Linked DNA regions of Homo sapiens: region 2 is linked to region 1. The links are chromatin loops, found by intact Hi-C in ENCODE. Cell type or tissue: HCT116. All regions are shown on one strand. Each heading gives the region's core, and the rest is flanking DNA. Links, peaks and the distances in the headings are about the cores only. Region 1 holds the start of LOC107987031 (a long non-coding RNA gene). Region 2 has its middle 16 kb from the start of GNAQ.

What was found. Hi-C counts contacts between places; a loop is a spot of excess contacts. Peaks named below come from ENCODE experiments on the same cell type or tissue, not always from the same donor. Only the 100,000 strongest peaks of a DNase experiment are listed, where the experiment ranks them.
Region 2: it touches region 1 in a loop (5-fold over the local background); 6 of 110 quality-filtered maps call a loop at or near these places.

Annotation. Positions count from the first base shown.
Region 1 is chr9:78,095,685-78,098,612 of GRCh38, reverse strand. It overlaps LOC107987031 (a long non-coding RNA gene), which reads left to right and starts at 1,195. Exons shown (of 3, transcript XR_001746571.1): 1 at 1,195-1,278. In HCT116, for the core only: no CTCF peak of the experiment used is centred there; no DNase peak of the experiment used is centred there.
Region 2 is chr9:78,045,932-78,048,859 of GRCh38, reverse strand. No RefSeq gene overlaps it. Among named protein-coding and RNA genes, the nearest start is that of GNAQ, 16 kb to the right of the region's middle. In HCT116, for the core only: no CTCF peak of the experiment used is centred there; no DNase peak of the experiment used is centred there; H3K27me3 peaks cover 382 bases.

The sequences.
Region 1 (2,928 bases), core at 146-2,645:
TTGCAAACAATTCAGACAAAACAGAAATATGTAAAATAAAATATGTCATCCTTCCTCATTGTCTCCATCCCATCCTTACCAAATTCTCTCCCGTTTTAACCACTATTAGCAATTAGGTGGCATTCTTCCAGATTTTGCTATGCTTGCTACATAGATAGATAGATAGATAGATAGATAGATAGATAGGCAGATACATACATACATATAGTTTTGTTTTTAATCGTTTTTAAATGGTCATACTACACTTGTTGCTCTGCAGCTTTCTTTTATTAATCAATGATACATCAAAGCAATGGTCCCTGTCATCCCATAAAGATCTGCAGAGCAGGTTATCTGAACCAGCCCTAAGCACATGTCTGTGGATTCCATTGACCACACATTTCTTTTCCAAACCAGAACATCAGGACCTGTAAGGGAGGTAAAAAAAACTTTTAGAGATTAAGGTCCCTGCAAACTGAAAATAAAATCAAATTTGTTGCTTTATCCTGCTCCCCAACACCTCTTCCAAATTTTTCATGTATTTAATTATTTGTGGCTTATGTATATATGTGTGTATTTAAGTTTCACTTGCTTCACAAATGATTTTTATGAAGCTTGTTCTCACTTCTCATGGAAAGCAGACTAATTCCAGCTTCCAGAGCAATTCCACCTTCCGCACTGTGTACTGCCACAGAAGGAGGTGCAATAAGGAGCAATAGGAACCAAAAAGCATTTAATTATCACAACAATATCCCTCTTAATTTGACTGCTGCACAGCTGTCAAAGAAATTGCCTAGAAAAATAGGAAACGAATTTAGCGTAGATAGAAAGCTGAAAGGCATGAACAGATCAGGGCATCTCTTTTCTGCTTAACAGCAAGACAATGAGTCATTAGCAGCAATAACCAGCCAGTTCTCTCTCTTTTTTCCTGCCTGATGCTCACAAACCCCCTTTCTTGTGGAAATGCAGCTGTAAGGCAAATTAACGGAAGAGGAACTGATGAATAGAAATGAAAGTGGCAGCCTCCAAAAAGCAGAATACTGCCATTGACTTTGGAGTAGATGGTTATGGATTAGCAAATTGTATAGCTTGTTAAGTTCTATGAATCTACTCCAAGGTGGTGATATCAAGCCATCCCCACTCTTTTGAATGATTCTTCCGCTCTGTCAGGGGTGTATTGTGCTCTTAGACCTTGTTTTTTCTTTACTTCTACTGCAGTTCCTCTTCCCCTGTAAGTTTCCACAAAGTTCAACGTTCTGCTAGAGTCTGTGTGCTTCAACTCCACTCCATCTGATGGAGGTATCTCTCTTTTCCAAATTCATAGCATAAGTTACGTATACCAAGCACTTGCCAAATATGTAAGCATTTTTGACATATATAGTTGTCTTGTAATGGGATTTAATTTTTACCAGTTTTACTTAATTCCCTAACTATGATACAAACTTTCTTAAAGCTTTGCACTGTGTGTTTTAGAAAATTCTGATAGTTTCCAGCGGGCTTCCTCGAGGACCAGCTCAAAAAGTATATTTTCTGTGAAGGCTTGCTCAAGCAGTAGGGTGAGATTCATGGCTTCCCATTTCACCATTGTGAACTTGAACAGTCCTTCTGAAGTTGGAAATGAGAAATAATTGCATTTTTCTTAAATGCTTAAAGATGTCAAAGTTTAAAGTTGGTAAAGTAGAATGATTCTTGGCCACAATTTAAGGCTAACACCTAGGGAAAGCATGTAGTAAATGACAAACTATGATTTAATGGGCAGCTAGTCAATGAAACACAGAGGCTTGCAGACTTGGAAGCGGGAGGTGAAGATAGAACCAATGTGTTCCATTGGCACACAGGTGGCATCCACTAAAAGAAGATCCTGCTGTTTATCTTAGGACCATGTTTCCATGAACAGCAGTCCACTTACAATTAGACACCATGATCTAGTTGGGCCATATCTCAGCTAATGCAGGAGAATTTTCTCCTTCCTATTTCTTCATGGTACATAAATATATGAGCTTAGAAATGGCCACACACACACATACACTTGTGTACTTACACACATACATATATGTATACTCTATATGGTCATTCTGTGACTTAATCAAATTGAGATTGAGTTTCTGTGATAATACCACCTTTCTCCCCTCAAAGCATATTTGTTCAACCACTAAGTACAGTAAGTCATTTTCTCCCATTGCTTGACAGTTTACGTTGTTTGATTACAAAATTTCAATGATTTTCTTTTATCTCTGAAAATATGAACAATTTTATAGCTTTTTAATATGCAGCTTTCATGTAGAGTAATTCTCTATATATCATAGGCACACTAAGATAAAAGAAAGCATCCTAGATCATTTACCCTCTAAATCATGGTTTTGTTTTGTTTTATTTTGTTTTGAGATGGAGTCTCGCTCTGTTGCTCAAGCTGGAGTGCAGTGGTGCAATCTCAGCTCACTGCAACCTCTGCCTCCTGGATTCAAGCGATTCTCCTGCCTCAGCCTCCCATGTAGCTGGGACTACAGGCATGTGCCACCACACCTGGCTAATTTTTGTATTTGTAGTAGAGACGGGGTTTCTCCATGTTGGCTAGGCTGGTCTCGAACTCCTGACCTCAGGTGATCCGCCTGCCTCCGCCTCCCAAAGCACTAGGATCAGAGATGTGAGCCACGGCACCCAGCATTAAGTCATGTTTTTTAAAACTTCTTGTTTAAAACAAATCACAAAAAAAAAAGCAAGTGTCCCTTCTCTGAGAGCATACTGCTAAATTACACATTGAATTATAGTTCACAGGATTTAGTAGACCCTCAGTATTCAAGAATGTTAATATTTGTGGTTCTAAATACTTACAAGCTTTGGGAGGCTGAGGAGGAGGGGGTCACCTGGGGTCAAGAGTTCAAGACCAGCTTGGTCAACCTGGTGAAACCCCGTCTCTACTAAAAATACAAAAATTAGCCAGGCGTGGTG
Region 2 (2,928 bases), core at 188-2,687, 50 kb after region 1:
GGTTTGTCCTTTCATCTCTCAACAGTGTCTTCTTCAGAGGAGAAGTTTTTAATTTTAGTGAAGTCCAATTTTTTCTTTTATGGACCGCACTTTTGGTGTTGTATCTAAAAAATAATCACCAAACCCAATAAGGCCACTTAGATTTTCTAATAAATGTCTTTTTATTGTGATAAATATATATGAATGGTTACCGTTTTAACCATTCTTAAATGTACAGTTCTATAGCATTAAGTGCATTCACCTTGTTGTGCATCTAATAAATGTTTTTGGGTTTGTTTTTTTTTTTTTTTTTTTTTTTCAGACGGAGTCTTGCTCTGTCACCCAGGCTGGAGTGCAGTGGCACGATCTTGGCTCACTGCAACTTCTGCCTCCTGGGTTCAAGCGATTCTCTGCCTCAGCCTCCTGAGTAGCTGGTACTACAGGCGCGTGCCACCATGCCCAGCTAATTTTTTGTATTTTTAGTAGAGATAGGTTTCACCATGTTAGCCAGGATGGTCTCAATCTCCTGACCTCGTGATCTGCCTGCCTTGGCCTCCCAAAGTGCTGGGATTACAGGCGTGAGCCACCATGCCTGGACAAATATATTTTAAAAAATTTATTCGGGGGGGTGGGCACGGTGGCTCACGCCTGTAATCCCAGCACTTTGGGAGGCCGAGATGGGTGGATCACCTGAGGTCAGGAGTTCGAGAGCAGCCTGGCCAACATGGCCAAATCCTTTCTCTACTAAAAATACAAAAATTAACTGGGTGTGGTGGCGTGCGCCTGTAATCCCAGCTACTTGGGAGGCTGAGGCAGGAGAATTGTTTGAACCCAGGAGGCAGAGGTTGCAGTGAGCCTAGATCGCACCACTGCACACCAGCCTGGGTGACAGAGTGGGACTCCATCTCAAAAAAAAAAAAAATTATTGGGGTATTTTTCAAATTTCAAAAGTAAAATGGTTTTATTTTGAAAATAAAAATACAGACGAGCAAAAAATATAAAGTAAAAATTACCCACAATCCCCCTCCTGAGAAATACAGCTGCTGATATTTGATGCACAGCCATCTAAGCACATGTATGTACTCCTATTATGTATATGTGTATATACAAATTTTTAGAACATAATTAGGATCATTCTTTCACATCATTTGACACCTACTTTTTTATTTAACAAAGAATTTTATCTGATATTACTTTTTCCACTATCATTAGGTATTTTTTATGTGGCATGATAATTACTTCATATTCCATCATATGGATATGGTATAATGTATTTAGTCTGTTCTCTAATATTTAACTCCTGGGTTGTTTCCATATTTTGTGTAATCTGTTTTAATTGTGATAAACACTCCATAAATAAATATTTGTTCACATCCTGATTATATCCTTCAGATAAATTTCTAGAAATGTCGCTGGTAGGTCAATGGATATGTGTATTTTTCAGGCTTTATTTTTCTGTTGCCAAATTTCTCTCCAGAAAAGGAATGCCAATTTATAAGACAAGAGCATGCCCATTTCTTCATACTATCACTAATGCTTGACAATTAATTTAAAACGAAAAATAAATCTCCACCAAAGAATATGAATTGATACAGTTTGCAAGATGAGAATAGGAGGACGGGAGATTATATCCAGGAACCGAGAGATCAAAATTAAAATAATCATCTTCTAAAAGCACCAAAAACATGGAAGAAATTAAAAACCTCAGCTGAGAATATGCAAAATAAGAACTATCCCCTTTAAATAATAACATAGTTTTAAGGAAAGCCTTACTGCATCAGTCTGTTAAATGTACTCAATTTTTAATTTCTTGGCTATAATTAGCCCATATTTTTAAATCTCCAATGTTTTAAGCTGTATCTTTTTCAACAAACCACTGAGCCATTAAAGTACAGAGCCATGAAAAATGTTAGTGCCTTTTGAACTTGTTGATGCTCCTAACTACAACTACATTTTCAATGAATTGGGCATACGGGTGTGACACATAAAACAAGATTTCATTGTCTCCAATTTTGCAACAATTACTATGAGATGGCTGTATCATCATTTTCAGTCCCTGCTTGAGAATAAATGATGCCAGAATTGTTTTTCTAGTATGAACAATATTTGTTACATGAAGATACAATGTCACCAAAGTAAATTATAAAGTATAAGACTTTCTACTTTTGGTCAAATTAACTCAATTGACCGTTGACAAGTAGAAAAAGGCCTCTGAAGGCATTTTCTTCCCTTTTAAAGACTTCCTAAGATTTGCAAGAAATTCATCACAAAAGTTTTTCTGGAAATACATTTGTATTTCTTCAAATTTTTAATAAATGTCAAATATTTCATTTATATCATATACATCTTGTTTTGAAAGGATAAAATTTATAAACAGTTCTTATAGCTGAGCAAGAAAGGGAATAAAACATTTTAAAGAACAAAGTGCATTTCTAGGGCTCTTCATTTTCTCACACTTTGTTAAAATATGCAAACACTTATTACTTGGCTCACAGTTAATTAAATGATCCCATGCAGACAGAAACTGAACCACATACTTGACTCTGGTCAAGCAGTTCACCACAATCTATTCAAGAAAAAAGTGTAGTGTTGACCATGAAGCCTGTTTTCATAACCCTAACCTTTTGCAAATCAGTTAAGAAGCTTGACTTGTAGACTGTATACTGTTAATTAGCCAAAATACATCCCATGCTGGAGAATGTTTATAGCTCATACTTTCTGCTGGCACTGACATGACATTTGCATGGTGCTATAGTAAAATAAATAATTTCTGCAGAATTTACTTGATTCTTCCCCTCCCCTCTCTTTAGATTGGATGAACTACATTTAAGTTAGAAATCTCTTCATTTAGAAAAGCTTATTAAGGAGAGAAAAGCCACAAGCTTCTTTCTTGTTAACAGGAATGTGAAACCAGCATTTTTCTGAAACTTCCTAAGATCCTCCAAATTT